Linked DNA regions of Homo sapiens: region 1 is linked to region 2. A link is an interaction called in ENCODE POLR2A ChIA-PET data of the cell type or tissue named here. Cell type or tissue: HepG2. All regions are shown on one strand. Links, peaks and the distances in the headings refer to the core of each region. The heading gives the core; the rest is flanking DNA.

Region 1 (8,885 bases), core at 1-8,000, 430 kb before region 2:
GCCCAGGCTGGTCTCGAACTCCTGGACCCAAAATGATCCTCCCGCCTCGGCCTCTCAAAGTGCGGGGATTACAGGTATGAGCCACTCTGCCTGACCCCCTCTGTTTTTCCTTAACTTCATCCCACATCTGTCTGTCGGTTCCATTAGTTTCATCTGATGCCAGTTCCATCAGGGCAGGGATGTGCCTGCCCTGGTCCCCTCAGCCTGGCGCATAGTAGGTGTTACTAAAAAAAAAAAAAAAAAAAAAAAAAAAAATTCTGTTCTCATATCCCATGAGCATTGCCCAAACCACTGTTTATAGGATAAGAAACCACATTCTGGTTCCTAACTGAAAAATCTCCTATAGCTGGGCACAGTGGCTCACTCCTGTAATCCTGGCACTTTGGGAGGCTGAGGCAGGAGGATTGCTTGACCCAGGAGTTCAAGACCAGCCTGGGCAACATGACGAAACCATATCTCTACAAAAAATTCAAAAATAAGCCGGGTGTGTTGGTGCATGCTTGTAGTTCCAGCTATTCGGGAGGCTGAGGTAGGAGGATGGCTTGTCTCAAAAAGCAAACAAACAACACAACAGAAAATCACCTATAAACTGAATCTTTTTTAAGCCTATAAGAGAAGATTATGAACAAATATGCACTAATAAATTTGAAAATCCAAGTGAAGGAAGACACATTTCTAGAAAATAATATATAAGACCAAAATCCAGCAAGAAGAAATAGAAAACGTCATCAGACCAATAAATATTAGAGAAATTGAAATGGCAGCAAAAACTTCCCCTCCCCCAAAACTCAGACTCCAGTGGTTCTACAGATGAATTCCGCCAGAGTTTTAATACCAGTTGGCCGGGCGCGGTGGCTCATGTCTGTAATCCCAGCACTTTGGGAGGCCGAGGTGGGCGGATCACCTGAGGTCGGGAGTTCGAGAAAAGCCTGACCAACATGGAGAAACCCTGTGTCTACTAAAAATACAAAAATTAGCCAGGCATGGTGGTGGGCAACTGCAATCCTGGCTACTTGGGAGGCTGAGGCAGGAGAATCGCTTGAACCCAGGAGGCAGACGTTGCAGTGAGCCAAGATTGTACCATCACACTCCAGGCTGGGAAACAGAGAGAGACTCTGTCTCAAAAAAAAAAAAACAGTTAATTTCTAGCTCATACGAATTCTTTAAGAACCTATGAGAGAGTGAAAGTTACCTTATAAGGTTTGAGTAAGTTTGATTTCAAAGCTAGATCAGTACAATTTTTTATTTCATTTTATTATTATCATTTTTTTGAGACAGAATCTTGCTTCATTGCCAAGGATGGAGTGCAGTGGTACAAGTTTGGCTCACTGCAACCTCCACCTCCCAGGTTCAAGTGATTCTCGTGCCTCAGCCTCCTGACTAGCTGGGATTACAGGCATGAGCCACCACACTCAGCTAATTTTTTGTATTTTTAGTAGAGACAGGGTTTCACCATGTTGGCCAAGCTGGTCTCGAACTCCTGACCTCAAGTGATCTGCCTGCCTTGGCCTCCGAAAGTGCTGGGATTACAGGCAGGAGCCACTGCGCCCAGCTAATACAATTTTTTAAAAAAGAAAATTCTCAGCCTATTTTACTTATGAATGTAGATATAAAGAAGTCTAAATCAGGCCAGGTGCGGTGGCTCACACCTGTAATCCCAGCACTTTGGGAGGCCGAAGCAGGCGGATCACCTGAGGTCAGGAGTTCCAGACCAGCCTGGCCAACATGGTGAAACCCCATCAGTTAAAAAAAAAATAGTAGTCTAAATCAATATTATGTAGTAGAATCCAATAAGGCATTAAAATTATGCAGCATGACTGGCCGGGCGCGGTGGCTCAGGAGATCAAGACCATCCTGGCTAACATGGTGAAACCCCGTCTCTAGTAAAAATACAAAAAAAAATTAGCTGGGCGTGGTGGCGGGTGCCTGTAGTCTCAGCTACTCAGGAGGCTGAGGCAGGAGAATGGCGTGAACCCGGGAGGCGGAGCTTGCAGTGAGCCGAGATCGCGCCACTGCACTCCAGCCTGGGCGACAGAGCGAGACTCCATCAAAAAAATAATAATAATAATAATAATTATGCAGCGTGACCAAGGGAAGTTTATCTTAGGTGTGCAAGAATAGTTCAACAACAGAATATCTATCGGTGTCATTGAAAACATTAATGAGTGCTAGAAATGAGAAATTATGTGGCTATCTCAATTAATGCAGATAGAGCATTTGAAAAGGTTCAAATCCTACTTATAAGACAAAATGAAAGTCTTACCAATCTAGGGATAGAAAGGAGTTTCCTTGACTTGGTAATGGTTACGTAGCAAAAATCCTCTGACAAATGTTAACACTTATTAGAGGATTTTAGATGCATTTTCTTTAAGATCAGGAACAAGGAAAGAATCAATCAATCAACATTACTGTTTAAATGTAGAACTGGAGACCTTTGCCAATGTTACATGGAAAGAAAAAATATCAATTGGTAGAAAGACTAGAAGGAAAGAGTTAAAATATTTGCAGAGAAATTGCTTGTCTCCCTTGAAAACCAACTGGATCAACAGAAAACCTCTAGAACTCAAGAGAAAATTCAGCAATATTGCCAGATATAAAAATCAGTAGCGGGCAGGGCATGGTGGCTCACACCTGTAATCCCAGCACTTTGGGAGGCCAAGGCAGGCAGATCGCTTGAAGTTAGGAGTTCAAGACCAACCTGGCTAATAAAAATACAAAAATTAGCCAGGCATGGCGGTGCATGCCTGTAGTCCCAGCTACTCAGGAGGCTGAGGCATGAGAATTGCCTGGACCTGGGAGGTGGAGGTTGCAGTGAGCTGAGATCTGCACTCCAGCCTGGGTGACAGAGTAAGACTCTGTCTCAAAAAAAAAAAAAAAAAAAAAAAGATAATGAAAAGTCAGATACCATTCAAAACAGCAACAAAGCCCATAAAATACCCAGGAGTTTAACCTAGAACACACAAGACCTGTACAGCAAAAATCTTAAAATCTCTGAAGTATATAGAACTGCCCTGTTCAGTTTGATCACCTGTAGCCACATATAACTGTAACGATTAAATTAAATTAAAACTCCAGGTCCTCAATCACACTTGCCACGTTTCTATTGCTCCGTAGCCTCAGGCAGCTAGCGGCTACCATAATGAGCAGCTCAGGTATAGGACATTTCCATCATCACAGAACGTTCTCTTTGACAGAATTGACACAGAAGATGATTTTAATAAATATATAGCCCAGAGCAAAGATCGCATAGGTGAACTTGGTGGCTTGTCTTCAAATATTTGCAGAATTGCCACATTGACAAGAGATAACATGTATTTGTTTGACCTCTGATGATGGGGCTGGAATCATCACAGGTCAGATTTGGGTTCAGTCAAAGCTGCTGAGGAATGGAATGGTAATGTCTTCTGTGGTAATGAACTCTCCATCATGGGAGATAATCAAGGCTGAGCTGTTGCATTGGGGGTTCTTTCTTTTTTTTTTTTTTTCAGACAGGGTCTCACTCAGTCACCCAGGCTGGAGTGCAGTAGTGCGATCTTGGCTTACTGCAGCTTCCTTCTCCTGGGTTCAAGTGATTCTTGTGCCTCAGCCTCCCGAGTAGCTGGGACTACAGGTGTGCACCACCACGCCTAGCTAAGTTTTGTGTTTGTTGTTGTTGTTGTTGTTGTTGTTTGAGATGAAGTCTTGCTGTTGTCCCCCAGGCTGGAGTGCAATGATGCGATCTCGGCTCACTGCAACCTCTGCCTCCTGGGTTCAAGCAATTCTCCTGCCTCAGCCTCCTGAGTAGCTGGGATTACAGGCACCTGCCGCCATGCCCAGCTGATTTTTGTATTTTTAGTAGAGACGGGGTTTCACCATATTGCCCAGGCTGGTCTTGAACTCCTGACCTCAAGTGATCTGCCCGCCTTGGTCTCCCAAAGTGCTGGAATTACAGGCGTGAGCCACCACGCCTGGCCGGGAGTGATTTCTGGAACTGTTTCATGATCAGAGCAGAGGAGGCCTGGATAGCATCTGAGATCCCTTCCATTTGAAAATCTCTGACCCCGCATATTGTTTCAGCTCTGGGAGTGGACAAATTCCTCAGTGAGCCAGGGGTCTCAGAGAGCAACAGTCAAAGCATTTCTAAAATACAGCATCATGTTTTCAATTAAAGTGTGTCTATTTCTTCAAAATAGGTAATCATGATAGCTACTGTTTATTGAGAACCTACTGTGAGCCAGGTATTGGGCCAAACACTTTCTATACATTATCTCATGTTGTTCTTTGAATAACTGAAACAGATAGTGTTCTCATTTAACTGATTAAAAAACTAAGGCTCAGAGAAGGTAAGTGACTTGCTCAAGGTTTCACAGGAAATAAAAGGGCAACACTAGACTTTAAGCCCCAGTCTCTGTGAATCCAAACCCCATGCTCCCCACCAACCCTAACACTGTGCAGGTGGTGGGGGGGGGTGTCTCTGCTTCCTGAGGGACATCAAATACAGGCTAGATTGGCCTCCAGAAGGTTGTAGGAAGACTGGAAACTGAAATCAAGGGCTCTCCAGTCTTCTAGAGGATTAAAGATCCTTAACTTGTTAAAAAACATTTCTAGGTCAGGCACAGAGGCTCGCGCCTGTAATTCCAACACTTTGGGAAGCTGAGGTGGGAGGACTGCTTGAGGCCAGGAGTTCAAGACCAGCCTGGGCAACATAGCAAGATCCCTATCTCTACCAAAAAAAAAAAATCTAAAAAAAATTAGCCAGGCATGGTGGTGTGGCCCTGTAGTCTCAGCTACTCAGGAGGCTGGGGTAGGAGGATCACCTGGGCCAGAGGCCACAGTAAGCTATGATCACATCACTGCACTCTGGCCTGGGCAACAGAACCAAGACTCTGTCTCAAAAAATAAACACACAAACAAACAAACAACCATTTCTAGATGTTCAATGTATTATTGGGGTGTCAGGAAAAGGCTGGGGACACCTTAGCTGTTTCCTCATGAGTTTTTAGGGAAGGGCTCTTTCTGGATCTAGCCTTGAGCTTCTATTTACCTCCTCTTCTTGCAGCTCGAAACTTTGACCTGCAGAAATCCGAAGACATGCTCCGAAGGGTAAGGATCTGTGATCCCTACTGCCCTGCCTTCCATGCACTGTGACCCAGGGATTTGCTGCAAAAGGGTAGAGACTCTGGCCCTGTCCCATTCTCCTGTTTCTTCTTTCTTCCTCCCCCGATCTCTTTCTGCATCAGACCCAAGTCCCCCCAGCCCACCTCCTGTCCCCACGCTCTGAGAGCCTGGGTATGCTGTGGTGGGATCTTGGTGGCTGTGGGCAGAGGGACCTAGCCTGGTGTCCCCAGGTTCCTGCAAAATCCTATAGCTCCTGCTGTGTTCCTGCAGCACATGGAGTTCCGGAAGCAACAAGACCTGGACAACATTGTCACATGGCAGCCCCCTGAGGTGAGCCTCGAGCAGCATCCCCCAGGCCATCTGAGGCCCCTCACCCCTGACATCTCCCACCTACCACGTCCAGCCACCTGATGGAGTAGGGACCCAGCCTGGTGAGCTGGATTGAGTCGGGACCTTACCCACACTTCCAGGTCATCCAGCTGTATGACTCGGGTGGTCTTTGTGGCTACGACTACGAAGGCTGCCCTGTGTACTTCAACATCATTGGGTCCCTCGACCCCAAGGGTCTCCTGCTGTCAGCCTCCAAGCAGGATATGATCCGGAAGCGCATCAAAGTCTGTGAGCTGCTGTTGCATGAGTGTGAGCTGCAAACTCAGAAGGTGAGCAGCGGGGGTGGGGCTGGGCCTCATCTGTCTACAGGGTGGCACCAGGACCAGAGAAGGGTGGCACCCTGCCCCTCCCCAGCCCTCAGCACCCAGGGCTCTGGTGGAATGTGGGCTTCTCCCACCCTTACCCACCCGTAAAAGTGAGGTGTTGTCCATCTGTCTGGAAAACGCTGTGGGCTGCCAGAGGGTGGGATGGCAGGAAGGTGGGGAGAGGTGCCCAAGTCTCTCTGGCCAGGATCTCCTGGCTGGAGCTGTCGTCTGACCTATATGACTCTGTCCCAAGCAGCTGGGCAGGAAGATCGAGATGGCGCTGATGGTGTTTGACATGGAGGGGCTGAGCCTGAAACACCTGTGGAAGCCAGCTGTGGAGGTCTACCAGCAGGTAAGGTGGGTGGCTGGCTTGGGGCTGGTGTGGGCAGTGGCTCCCAGCTGTGAGCCCTAGCTGTGAATTGATGTGAGAATCCAGTGAGATAGAGGGGTGGGGATGCCTTGCAGGGGCTCCACAGACCAGCCAATGATGCTGGCCTAGAGACCACCCTCCACGGAGAAAGGGGAGCAAGATTAACACAAAGAGGCCAGGCGTGGTGGCTCACGCCTGTCATCCCAGCACTTTGGGAAGCCAAGGTGGGAAGATTCCTTGAGCAGGAGTTCAGGATCAGCCTGAGCAACACAGTGAGATGTCATCTCTACCAACAATAATAATAATTTTTACATTAGCCCAGTGCAGTGGCACGTGCCTGTAGTCCTAGATACTTGGGTGGCTGAGGCGGGAGGATCTCTTGAACCCAGGAATTCAAGGTCGCAGTGACCTGTGATTGTGCCACTATACTCCACCTTGGGAGACAGAGTGAGACCCTGTCTCGAGAACAAATCAACAAACAAAAAAAGAATAACAGAGAGGAAGAGGCACATGCTTGTGGGGAAGGTAGGATGGGCCAGGGATGGGCCTCTTGTCTCAGCAGCATCAGAGGCCACAGAAACCCATGGGCGGGAGGTGATGGAACAGAGCCCCAACCAGACTCATCTTGACTCCACAGTTTTTTAGCATCCTGGAAGCAAATTATCCTGAGACCCTGAAGAATTTAATTGTTATTCGAGGTAAGCCCATGACCGGGATGACCTCCTGGGGAGGGAGAAGCAGGAATTGGGGGTACAGTAGGTAAGCCATGGAGTTAAAGGCTTCTTCACCCATCCTTTGTGAAGAACCAGGTTTTGTGTGGTTGGTTTCTGGTTAGTTAGTTATTGAGATGGAGTCTCCCTCTGTCACCCAGGCCGGAGTGCAGTGGCATGATATTGGCTCACTGCAACCTCCGCCTCCTGGGTTCAAGCAATTCTCCTGCCTCAGCCTTCCTAGTAGCTGGGATTACAGGTGCACGCCACCATGCCTGGCTAATTTTTGTATTTTTAGTAGAGATGGGGTTTCCCTATGTTGGCCAGGCTGGTTTTGAACTCCTGATCTCAAGTCATCCAGCCACTTCGGCCTCCCACAGTGCTGGGATTATAGATGTGAGCCACCGCACCCGGCCTCTGGCTTTATTTTTTAGTTTCAGTCCTTCACAGACTGATATTTTTGTAATATACAAAATCATGCACTGGTATGTTTCAGCAATGTCAAGTTATAAGTTTCTAAATGTTTACTGTTACTTACTTATGTCAGTGTGGGCTGGGAACAGATAGTCCATGGACCACACTAGTGGATGGACACACTTTGAGCGGGAATGGTCCCTGGCTGCCCTGGTGATGTCATGTGTTCCAGAGTCAGAGGATCTGGTTCAAATCTAACTAGCTCTATGATTTTATCCAAGTCTACTTAACCTCACTGAGCCTCAGTTTTCCCATTATGTAAGATGGGGATACAATAGCCCCCTCCTCAAAGATAACTATGAGGTTAAATGAAACAGTGTGTGGAGAAGATGGAGCACAGAGCTTGGCCCACAGACAGTGCTCAGTTGAGTGTGAGCAATTCAGGGCAGGACAGGAAGTCTCATGTAGATGTCACACCCAAGAAGATTCCAGACAACCTGGAGTGTGGAAAAGAAGTGATACTGTTGGGGAATCAATATTGCTGACCCTAGAGCCAGCTTGTGCCCAATCCCTTACAACTGGGTTGGGGAGACAGCCATTTTTCTTTTTCTTTTTTCTTTTCTTTTTTTTTTTTTTTTTTGAGATGGAATCTCACTCTCTCACCCAGGCTGGAGTGCAGTGGCGTGATCTTGGCTCACTGCAACCTCTGCCTCCCAGGTTCAAGCAATTCTTGTGCCGCTGCCACCCGAGTAGCCGGGATTACAAGCATGCACCACTACGCTCAGCTAATTTTTGTATTTTTAGTAGAGACGGAGTTTCACCATGTTGGCCAGGCTGGTCTTGAACTGCTGGCTTCAAGTGATCTGCCTACCTCAGCCTCCCAAAGTGCTGGGATTTCAGGCATGAGCCACTGCGCCTGGCCTGAGACAACCATTTATTGAAAGCCAGGAACTGTGCCAGGTGTTATACATACATTATTTCACCTTCATTTTCCAGTTAACTGCACTAAGACTTGGAGAGGGTGGGTAACTTGCTGAAGGTCACACAGCAGAGAGTGGCAGAATCCATATCTGTCCACCTCCTGTCCAGCACCTGCTCTTGGCTGTGGCTCTGTATCCCCACGTCCTTTCTGGTCCAGCTTCTCAAGAGATTTACATGTGTTTCAGCCCCAAAACTGTTCCCCGTGGCCTTCAACTTGGTCAAGTCGTTCATGAGTGAGGAGACACGCAGGAAGATTGTGATTCTGGGAGGTGAGCGACGTGGCCCCCTGGTTGTGTCCATCTGCCTGGGAAGCAGAGGTCAATGCTAAAGACCCTGCTTCTCCCTGGCTCGTCCTCTACTCGGGCACTACCCCTGGCCTGACCCTGGTGAGCCTCCACACGCACGGGCAATGCCTTGGGTCCTAGACCGTGGGCTGGGAGCCACATAAAGGTCTTGGGTACTCTTAGGAGTAGGTGCCCGGGGGAGCACGCCCAGGACATATCAGGTTCCCTCACCAAGCTCAGCCCCCTCTGCCCTCTGTTGAGTCTCCTGAGTCCCTTTGGAGTCCCTCTCTTGCTCCCATGCAGACAACTGGAAGCAGGAGCTGACAAAATTCAT
Region 2 (10,201 bases), core at 843-8,842:
GCAACGTATAAGGGGTTCCAATTTTCCCATATCTTTGCTTCGTCATTTTCCCCTTTTAAAAAAAGTTATAGGTTGGGTGTGGTGGCTCATGCCTGTAATCCCTGCACTTTGTGAGGCCAAGGTTGGTGGATCACCTGAGGTCAGGAGTTTGAGACCAGCCTGGCCAACATGGTGAAACCCTGTCTCTACTAAAAATACAAAAATTAGCCAAGTGTGGTGGTGCACACCTGTAATCCCAGCTACTTGGGAGGCTGAGGCAAGAGAATTGCTTGAACCTGGGAGGCAGAGGTTGCAGTGAGCCCAGATTGTGCTACTGCACTCTAGCCTGGGCAGCAGAGTGAGACTCCATCTCAAAAAAAATTACAGCCATCCTACTGGGTGTGAAATGATATCTCATTGTGGTTTTGATTTGCATTTTCCTAATGACTAATGGTGTTGAACATCTTTTCATTTGCTTCTTGGCCATTTTGAAATCCGAGAAGTATATCTTTTGACTTTTTTCTTTTTCAAGATTGTTTTGGCTATTCTGAGTCCCTTGCATTTCCATTTGAATTTTAGGATCAGCTTGTTACTGCCTGCCAAAAAAGGCAACTGAGATTTTGATAGGGATTACATTGAATCTGTAGATCAATTTGGGGAGCATTGCTATCTGAATAATATTGTTTTTCAATCCACAAATATGGATATCTTCCCATTTATATAGGTTTTCTTTAATTTCTTTCAACAATGTTTATAGTTTTCAGTGTACAAGTCTTACACTTCTTTGGTTAAATTTATTCCTAAGATTTTTATTTTCTTTGATGCTTATATTAGTTTGCTTGGGCTGCAATAACAGAATACCACAAATAGTGTGGCTTAAACAATGGAAGCTGATCTTCTTACAGTTCTAGAGGCTGGAAGTCCAAGATTAAGGTGCCAGCAGAGTTGGTTTTGGGTGAGGCCTCTCTTCCTGGCTTGCAGACTGCCTCCTCCTTGCTGTGTCTTCACATAGTCTTTTCTCTGTGCATATGTGGAGAGAGAGATGTCTTTGATGTCTCTTCCTCTTGTTATAAGGACTCCAGTCCCTTTGGATTAGCACTCCACCCTTATGACCTCATTTAACCTTAATTACCTCCTTAAAGGTCCTGTCTCCAAGTATAGTAACATTGGAGGTTAGGGCTTCAACATATGAATTGGGGTTGGGGAGGGCATAATTCAGTCCTTAACAATGCTATTATACATGGAATTGTTTTCTTAATCTCATTTTGGGATTGTTCATTGCTAGTGTATAGAAAAATAATTGCTTTTCGTATATTAATCTTGCATCCTGTATCCTTGCTGAACTTGTATTAGTTCTCACCAATTTTTTTGTGAATTTTCTATAGACAAGATTTTGTCATCTGCAAATAAAGATAGTTTTAATTCTTCCTTTCTAATCTGGGTGCCGTTTATTTATTTTTCTTGGTTAATTTCCCCGGCTAGAACCTCCAGTACAATATTGAATAGAAGTGGCAAGAGCAGATATCCTTGTCTTATTCCTGATAAGGAATTTTCTTAGGGGAAAGCATTCAGTCTTTCACCAACAAGTATGATGTTAGCTGGGGCTTTTTGTAGATGCCCTTTATCATATTAATGGCTTTCCTTCTAGTCCCAGTTTGTGGAATGTTTTTTATCATAAAAAGATATTGGATTTTGGCCAGGCACAGTGGCTCACACCTGTAATCCCAGCACTTTGGGAGACCAAGACGGGCGGATCACCTGAAGTCAGGAGTTTGAGACCAGCCTGGCCAACATGGTGAAACCCCTTCTCTGCTAAAAATACAAAAATTAGCCAGGTGTGGTGGCAGGCGCCTATAATCCCAGCTACTCAGGAGGCTGAGGCAGGAGAATCGCTGGAACCCGGGAGGCAGAGGATGCAGTGAGCAGAAATCATGCCACTCCAGCCTGGCTGACAGAGAGAGACTCCATCTCAAAAAAAAAAAAAAGATATTGGATTTTATTTAATACTTTTTCTACATCTATTGATCATGTGAGTTTTATCCTTTATCCTTAGTATGTTAAATTGATTTTTATATATTGAACCAACCTTGCAATCCTGGGATAAATTCCATGTGGTTTGTGGTGTATATTCCTTTTTATATGTTATTGGATTTAGTTTGCCACTATTTGGGGGGAGTGTTGTGTCTATATTCATAAGGGATATTGATTTGTAGTGTTCTTGTGATGTTCTTTCTTCTGGTTTTGGTATACCCATCTCATAGAAGGCATTGAGAAGTGTTCTCTCCCCTTTTATTTTTTGGGAAGAGTGTGAATTCTTCTTTATATATCTGGTAGAATTCACCAGTGAAGCCATGTGGTCCTGGGCTTTTCTTTGTGGAAGGTTTGTTGTTGTTGTTGTTGTTGTTGTTGTTGTTGTTTTTAACTACTAATGCAATCTCTGCTTATTATAGGCCTATTCAGGTTATCTATATTTTCTTGAGTCATTCAGTAGTTTGTGTCTTTATAGGAATTTGTCCATTCCATCTAGTTTACCTAATTTGTTGGCATACAGTTGTTTTTTTTTCTTTTTGAGATGGAGTCTTGCTGTATCACCCAGGCTGGAGGGCAGTGGCGTGATCTCAGTTCACTGCAACCTCCGCCTTCCAGTTCAAGCAATTCTCATGCCTCAAGCCTCCCAATTAGCAGGGACTACAGGCACACACCACCAGGCCTGGCTATCTTTTTTTGTATTTTTGGTAAAGACAGGGTTTTGCCATGCTGCCCAGGCTGGTCTCAAACTCCTAGCCTCAAGTGATCCACCCACCTTGGCCTCCCAAAGTTCTGGGATTACAGGCATGAGCCACTGCTCCTGGCTGTCATGCAATTATTTATAAAATTCTCTTATAATCCCTTTTATTTCTGTAAGGTTGGTAATAATGTACCTCTTTCAATCCTAATTTTAGTAACTTCAGTCTAATTTTTTTCTTAGTCTGCCTTGCTAAAGATTTGTCAATTTTGTTGATTTTTTTTTCCAAGAAACAACTTTTGGTTTTATTGATTTTCTCTATTGTTTTTCTATTCTCAATTTTGTTTGTTTCTACTCTAATCTGTATTATTCCCTTCTTTCTGCTTGCTTTGGATTTAGTTTTCTCTTCTTTTTTGAGTTTCTTAAAATGTAAGATTAGGTAATTTATTCAAGGTCTTTATTTAATGTAGCATTTACAGCTATAAATTTCCCACTTAGGTGTGTGTTAGCTGCATCTCATACATTTTACTACATTGTTTTTGGTGGGGTTTTTTTGTTTTGTTTTGTTTTTGTTTTTTTGAGATGGAGTCTTGCCCTGTCACCCAGGCTGGAGTGCAGTGGTGCAATCTCAGCTAACTGCAACTTCCACCTCCCAGGTTCAAGCAATTCTCATGCCTGAGCCTCCCGAGCAGCCGGGATTACAGGTGCATGCCACCACACCCAGCTACTTTTTGTATTTTTAGTAGAAATGGGGTTTAACCATGTTGGACAGGCTGATCTCGAGCTCATGACCTCAGGTGATCCACCAGCCTTGGCCTCCCACAGTGCTGGGATTACAGGTCTGAGCCACCATGCCCAGCCCTAATTTTGCTACATTGTGTTTTTGTTTTCATTCACTTCAAAGTATTTTCTAGTATCTCTTGTGATTTCTTCTTTGACCTAATAGGTATTTTGGAGTGTGTTTTGTGGTTTCCACATATTTGTAAATTTCCCAAATTTCCTTCAGTTGTTGATTTATTGTGATATTGCTTGCAGTGACAGAATATACATTGTATGATTTCAGTCCTTTTAAATTTATTGACACTTGTTTTATAGCCTGACATATGGTCTATTCTGGGGACTATTCCATGTGCACTTGAGAAAATGTATAGTCTGCTGGTTTTGGGTGGAAAGTTCTATTGATGTTCCTTAGATCTAGTTAGTTTGTAGTGTTGTTCAAGTCTTCTATTTCCTTGTTGGTCTTCTGTCTAGTTGTTCTATCTATTTCTGAGAGGGAAGTATTATTTCTCTAATTAGTATTGTTGAATTGTTTATTTCTCCCCTTATTTATTTTTTGCTTCATGTATTTTGAGGCTCTGTTGTTAGGTAGATATTTGTTTCTAATTGTTGTATCTTCTTTTTTGTTGTTGTTGTTCTGTTGCCCAGGCTGGAGTGCAGTGGCATGATCTTGGCTCACTGCAACCTCCAACTCCCAGGTTCAAGCGATTCTCCTGCCTCAGCCTTCTGAGTAGCTGGGATTACAAGCACCCCATACCACACCCAGCTAATTTTTGTATTTTTAGTAGAGACAGGGTTTCACCATGTTGGCCAGGTTGGTCTCGAACTCCTGATCTCAAGTGATCCACCCACCTCGGCCTCCTAAAGTGCTGGGATTATAGGCATGAGCCACTGCACCCAGCCTGTATCTTCTTGATAGACTGACTTTTAAAATCATTATTAAATGTCCTTTTTTGGTGTCTAGTAACACATTTTATCTTAAAGTCTTTTTTTGTCTGGTATAAGTATAGCTACTCCAGCTCTTTTCTTTGACAATAATAAAAATGCCAGATGGGCCCGGAGTGGTGGCTCACTCCTATAATCACAGAATTCTGGGAGGCTGAAGTGGGAGGATCTCTTGAGGCCAGAAGTTCAAGACCAGCCTGGCCAACAAATAAGACCCTGTCTCTAAAAAAAAAAAATACTTAATAATTAGCTGAGTTTGGTAGCCTGCACCTGTAGTCCCAGCTACTCAGGAGGCTGAGTTGGAAGGATCACTTGAGCTCAGGATTTTGAGGCTGCAGTTAGCTATGATTGTGCGTTGCACTCTAGCCTGGATGACAGAGTGAGATCCTGTTTCTTAAAAAAAAAAAAAAAAGGGTGGGGAGAGAGATAAAGATCGCTTGAGCCCAGGAGTTCAAGACCAGCCTGGGCAATACAGATGCCATCTCTAAAAAAACTTTCTAAAATTAGCTGGGTGGGATGGCATGTGCCTTTAGTCCCAACTACTTGGGAGGCTGGGGTAGGATTGCTTAAGACCAGGAGTTCAAAGTTGTAGTGAGTTGTGATCACACCACTGCACCCCACCTGGGCAACAGAACAAGATTGAATCATTTCAAAAGATTAAAATAAGTGAAATAAACTGTATCTCTTATAGACAGAATATGGTTGGATCATGTTGTTTTTATCCATTTTTCCAATCTCTGCCTTTTGATTGGAGTGCTTAATCCATTGCTAACAAGGTTGGATTTATGTCTGTAATTTTGCTATTTGTTTTCTATATGTCTTATGTGTTTTTATTTCTTTCTCCCTTACTGCTTTTTTTGTAGATATTTTCCAATGTGCCATTTTAACTTCTTGTCATTTCTTTTCCTATATATTCTAAAAATATTTTCTTTTTAGATTTATTTTATTTTATTTATTTATTTATTTTATTTTTGAGATGTAGTCTCACTCTTTTGCCCAGCCTATAGTGCAGTGGCACGATTTCAGCTCATTGCAGCTTCTGCCTCCCGGGTTCAAGCGATTCTCGTGCCTCGGCCTCCCGAGTAGCTGGTACTACAGGCGCACACCACCACATCCTGCTAGTTTTTGTATTTTTAGTAGAGACAGGGTTTCACCATGTTGGCCAGGCTGGTCTCAAACTCCTGACCTCAAGTGATTCACCTGCCTTGGCCTCCCAAAGTGTTGGGATTACAGGCATAAGCCACTGCACCAGGCAATTTATTTTATTTTTTTAGAGACAAGGTCTCACTCTGTCATCCAGGCTGGAGTGCAGTGGCACAATCATAGCTCACTGCGGCCCTGAACTTTTGGGCTCAAGTGATCCTCCCAACTAAGCCTCCTGAATAGCTGGGACTACAGGCATGTGCCACCATGCCCAGCAAATTTTTTTTTTTTTTGGATTTTTTATAGAGCTAGGTTTTCTTTTTTTTTTCTTTTTTTTTTTTATTGATCATTCTTGGGTGTTTCTCGCAGAGGGGGATTTGGCAGGGTCATAGGACAATAGTGGAGAGAAGGTCAGCAGATAAACAAGTGAACAAAGGTCTCTGGTTTTCCTAGGCAGAGGACCCTGCAGCCTTCCTCAGTGTTTGTGTCCCTGGGTACTTGAGATTAGGGAGTGGTGATGACTCTTAAGGAGCATGCTGCCTTCAAGCATCTGTTTAACAAAGCACATCTTGCACCACCCTTAATCCATTTAACCCTGAGTGGACACAGCATGTTTCAGAGAGCACAGGGTTGGGGGCAAGGTCATAGATCACCAGCATCCCAAGGCAGAAGAATCTTTCTTAGTACAGAACAAAATGGAGTCTCCTATGTCTACTTCTTTCTACACAGACACAGCAACAATCTGATTTCTCTATCTTTTCCCCACATTTCCCCCTTTTCTATTCCACAAAACCGCCATCATCATCATGGCCCGTTCTCAATGAGCTGTTGGGTACACCTCCCAGAGGGGGTGGCGGCCAGGCAGAGGGGCTCCTCACTTCCCAGAAGGGGCGGCCGGGCAGAGGCGCCCCCCACCTCCCTCCCGGACAGGGCGGCTGGCCGGGCGGGGGCTGCCTCCCACCTCCCTCCCGGACGGGGCGGCTGCCGGGCGGAGACGCTCCTCACTTCCCAGATGGGGTGGCTGCCGGGCGGAGGGGCTCCTCACTTCTCAGATGGGGCAGCTGCCGGGAGGAGGGGCTCCTCACTTCTCAGATGGGGCGGCCGGGTAGAGACGCTCCTCACCTCCCAGACGGGGTCGCAGCCAGGCAGAGGCGCTCCTCACATCCCAGACGGGGCGGCCGGGCAGAGACGCTCCTCACTTCCTAGACAGGATGGCGGCTGGGAAGAGGCGCTCCTCACTTCCCAGACTGGGCAGCCGGGCAGAGGAGCTCCTCACATCCCAGACGATGGGTGGCCAGGCAGAGACGCTCCTCACTTCCCAGACGGGGTGGCGGCCGGGCAGAGGCTGCAATCTTGGCACTTTAGGAGGCCAAGGCAGGCGGCTGGGAGGTGGAGGTTGTAGCTAGCTGAGATCACGCCACTGCACTCCAGCCTGGGCAACATTGAGCACTGAGTGAACGAGACTCTGTCTGCAATCCTGGCACCTCGGGAGGCCGAGGCTGGCAGATCACTCGCGGTTAGGAGCTGGAGACCAGCCCGGCCAACACAGCGAAACCCCGTCTCCACCAAAAAAATACGAAAACCAGTCAGGCGTGGCGGCACGTGCCTGCAATAGCAGGCACTGGGCAGGCTGAGGCGGGAGAATCAGGCAGGGAGATTGCAGTGAGCCGAGGTGGCAGCAGTACAGTCCAGCTTCGGCTTGGCATCAGAGGGAGAGCATGGAAAGAGAGGGAGAGGGAGACCGAGAGGGAGAGGGAGAGGGAGACAGAGGGAGGGAGAGGGAGAGGGGGAGAGGGAGGGGGAGGGAGAGGGAGGTTTTCACCATGTTGCCCAGCTGGTCTCAAACTCCTGGGCTCAAGCCAGTCACCTGCCTCAGCCTCCCAAAATGCTAGGATTACAGGTGTGAGCCACCATGTCCAACCAGTTAATTTTATTTTTAAAAATTTTTGTAGAGATGAATATTGCTATGTTGCCCAGGCTGGTCTCAAACTCCTGGCCTCATTAGCTGGGTGTGGTGGTGCTTGCTTGTAATCCCAGCTACTCAGGAGGCTGAGATCAGGAGAATCATTTGAATCCAGGAGGCAGAGGTTGCAGCGAGCCAAGATCACACCACTGCACTCCAGCCTGGGTGACAGAGCAAGGCTCTGTATCAAAAACAAAACAAAAACAAAAACAAAAAAACTCCTAGCCTCAAGTGATCCTCCTGCTTCAGCCTCATAAAATACTGGAATTACAGGCATGAGCCACTGTACCTGGCCTAAAGTTATTTTCTTAGTGGTTTCCTGGTGATTGTAATTAACATCTTAGTTTGTAGTAATCTAGTTCAGATTAATACAATGTATTGAGTGAATTTATTTTACAAAATGAATTTATTATAGAAAAACTTTCTTTCTATGTAGCTCCATTCCTTGTCCCTTCCTTTATGCTTTTTTTTTTTTTTTTTTTGAGACAAGGTCTCATTCTGTTGCCCAGGTTAGAGTGCAGTGGCATGATCTCAGCTCACTGCAACTTCCATCTCCCAAGTTCAAGTCATTCTCATGCTTCAGCCATCTGAGTAACTGGGATTACAGGCATGCGCCACCACAGTCAGCTAATATTTGTTATTTTTAATAGAGACTGGATGTCACCATGTTGCCCAGGCTGGTCTTGAACTCCTGAGTTCAAGCAATCCACCCACTTCGGTCTACCAACGTACTGGGATTACAGATGTGAGCCCCTTTATGCTATTTTTTAACATACGTAAACCTCTTTATATATTATAAGCCCATTAACACCACTTTATTAGTATTGCTTTATGCCATTGTCTTTTAAATTAGATAGAAGAAAAAATTACAAAAAATACATTTATGTTATCTTTTATATTTAGCTTTGTAGTTACCTTTACCAAAGTGTTCTTTATTTCTTCATGTGGATTTGAATTACTGACTAGTTTCCTTTCATTTCAGCCTGAAGGACTCCCTGTAGAATTTCTTGTAGAGCAGGTCAAGTTTTGTTTATCTGGGAATGTCTTAATTTCTCCTTTGTTTTTGAAGGATAGTTTTTCAAGATACAGAATTCTAGATTCACAGTACTTTTTCCTTTCAGGACCTTGAATATGTTATCCCACTACCTTCTGACCTAAATGGTTTCCAAGGAGAAATGAATTCATCTTATGGAGGATTCTTTGTATGTGATTAATTGCTTCTCTCTTGTTGGTTTCTAAATTGTCTCTTTGTCTTTAACCATCAATCATTTGATTATGATGTATCTACATATTGGTCTCTGATTTTATTCTATTTGTAGCTTACTGAGCTTCTTGGATGTGTAAATTAATGCTTTTCACTATATTTGGGAAGTTTCTGGCCATTATTTCTTTGGATATTATTTATCTGACTTCCCTCCTTCTGGAACTTTCATTATGCCTATATATTGATACAGTTGATAGTGTCCTCCACCTATTCCTCCTCAACTGGATAACCTCAAATCATGTATTTTCACATTCACTGATTCCTTCTTCTGTTAGTTCAAATATACTGTTGATCCCCTCTGGTGAATTTTTCATTTCAGTTACTATACTTTTTAACTCCAGAATTTTTTTTTTTTTAGTTCTTTTTTAAAATAATTTCTTTCTCTTTATTGATATTCTACATTTGGCAAGATATCATTCTCATATTTTCCTTTAGGTTTTTAGCCCATGGTTTTCTGTAGTTCTTTGTGTATATATATATACACAACATATAGGGAGGATACAATGATTAAATTATGCTTAGAAAAAAGTAGTGGTATACAGTTTAAATTGGAAAGGGGGATAGCTAGAAGTCAGTTGCTTGGTTTGGATGCCTCTATAATAATCAAGGTAAGAAGGAACTAGGATCTGAGTTGGAGTGGTGCCAAGAGAATGAAAGGAGGGAATATTGCAAAAAAACACTGTGTAATTAATACTGACAGGTCCTGGAAACTAAATGATTGTGGGATAGAGGGAAAAAGAAGAATAAAATAGAATGCATATATATATATATGAACTGATTTATAGTCTTTGTCTACTAAGTCCAACATCCAGGCTTCTTCAGAGATTATTTCTCTTGACTGCTTTTTTTTCTGTGTATGGTCATACTTTCTTGTTTTTTTTCCTATGTCTTAGAATTTTGTTGAAAATTGGAAAATTTAAGTAATGTGGAAATCATATAATAATCTGAAAATCATATTCCCCACCCTAGGGCTTGTTGTTGTCATTTGCTTCTGTAGTGACTTCCCTGAACTAATTTTGCAAAGTCTGTATTCTTTGTTGTGTGTGGCTGTAGAAGTCTCTGCTTGAAAAGCATTCTATTTTGTTCTTCTTTTTCCCTCTATCCCACATTTATTTAGTTTCCAGGACCTGTCAGTATTAATTACACAATTTTTTTTTTCAATATTCCCTCCTTTCATTCTCTTGGCACCACTCCAACTCAGATCCTAGTTCCTTCTTACCTTGATTATTATAGAGGCATCCAAACCAAGCAACTGACTTCTAGCTATCCCCCTTTCCAATTTAAACTGTATATCACTACTTTTTTCTAAGCATAATTTAATCATTGTATCCTCCCTAACCAAATAAAGTTTTTTAAAAAAATGCAAGGCTGATTAGGTTTGGAGAGACTTGCCCATATTTGTATA

The links. ChIA-PET counts read pairs that join two places held together with the same protein. Peaks named below come from ENCODE experiments on the same cell type or tissue, not always from the same donor. Only the 100,000 strongest peaks of a DNase experiment are listed, where the experiment ranks them.
Region 1: POLR2A ChIA-PET joins it to region 2 with 5 read pairs; 2 of 35 experiments call an interaction of 5 or more read pairs at or near these places.

Annotation. Positions count from the first base shown.
Region 1 is chr22:30,492,125-30,501,009 of GRCh38, reverse strand. SEC14L4 (SEC14 like lipid binding 4) reads left to right here. Exons shown (of 12, transcript NM_174977.4): 3 at 5,039-5,082; 4 at 5,368-5,427; 5 at 5,568-5,756; 6 at 6,049-6,144; 7 at 6,800-6,860; 8 at 8,453-8,536; 9 at 8,855-8,885. Among named protein-coding and RNA genes, the nearest start is that of SEC14L4, 9.1 kb to the left of the region's middle. In HepG2, for the core only: no CTCF peak of the experiment used is centred there; a DNase peak (open chromatin) is centred at 3,299; H3K27me3 peaks cover 2,780 bases.
Region 2 is chr22:30,063,215-30,073,415 of GRCh38, reverse strand. The region is part of intron 1 of HORMAD2-AS1 (HORMAD2 and MTMR3 antisense RNA 1); the gene reads left to right. Among named protein-coding and RNA genes, the nearest start is that of HORMAD2-AS1, 12 kb to the left of the region's middle. In HepG2, for the core only: no CTCF peak of the experiment used is centred there; no DNase peak of the experiment used is centred there.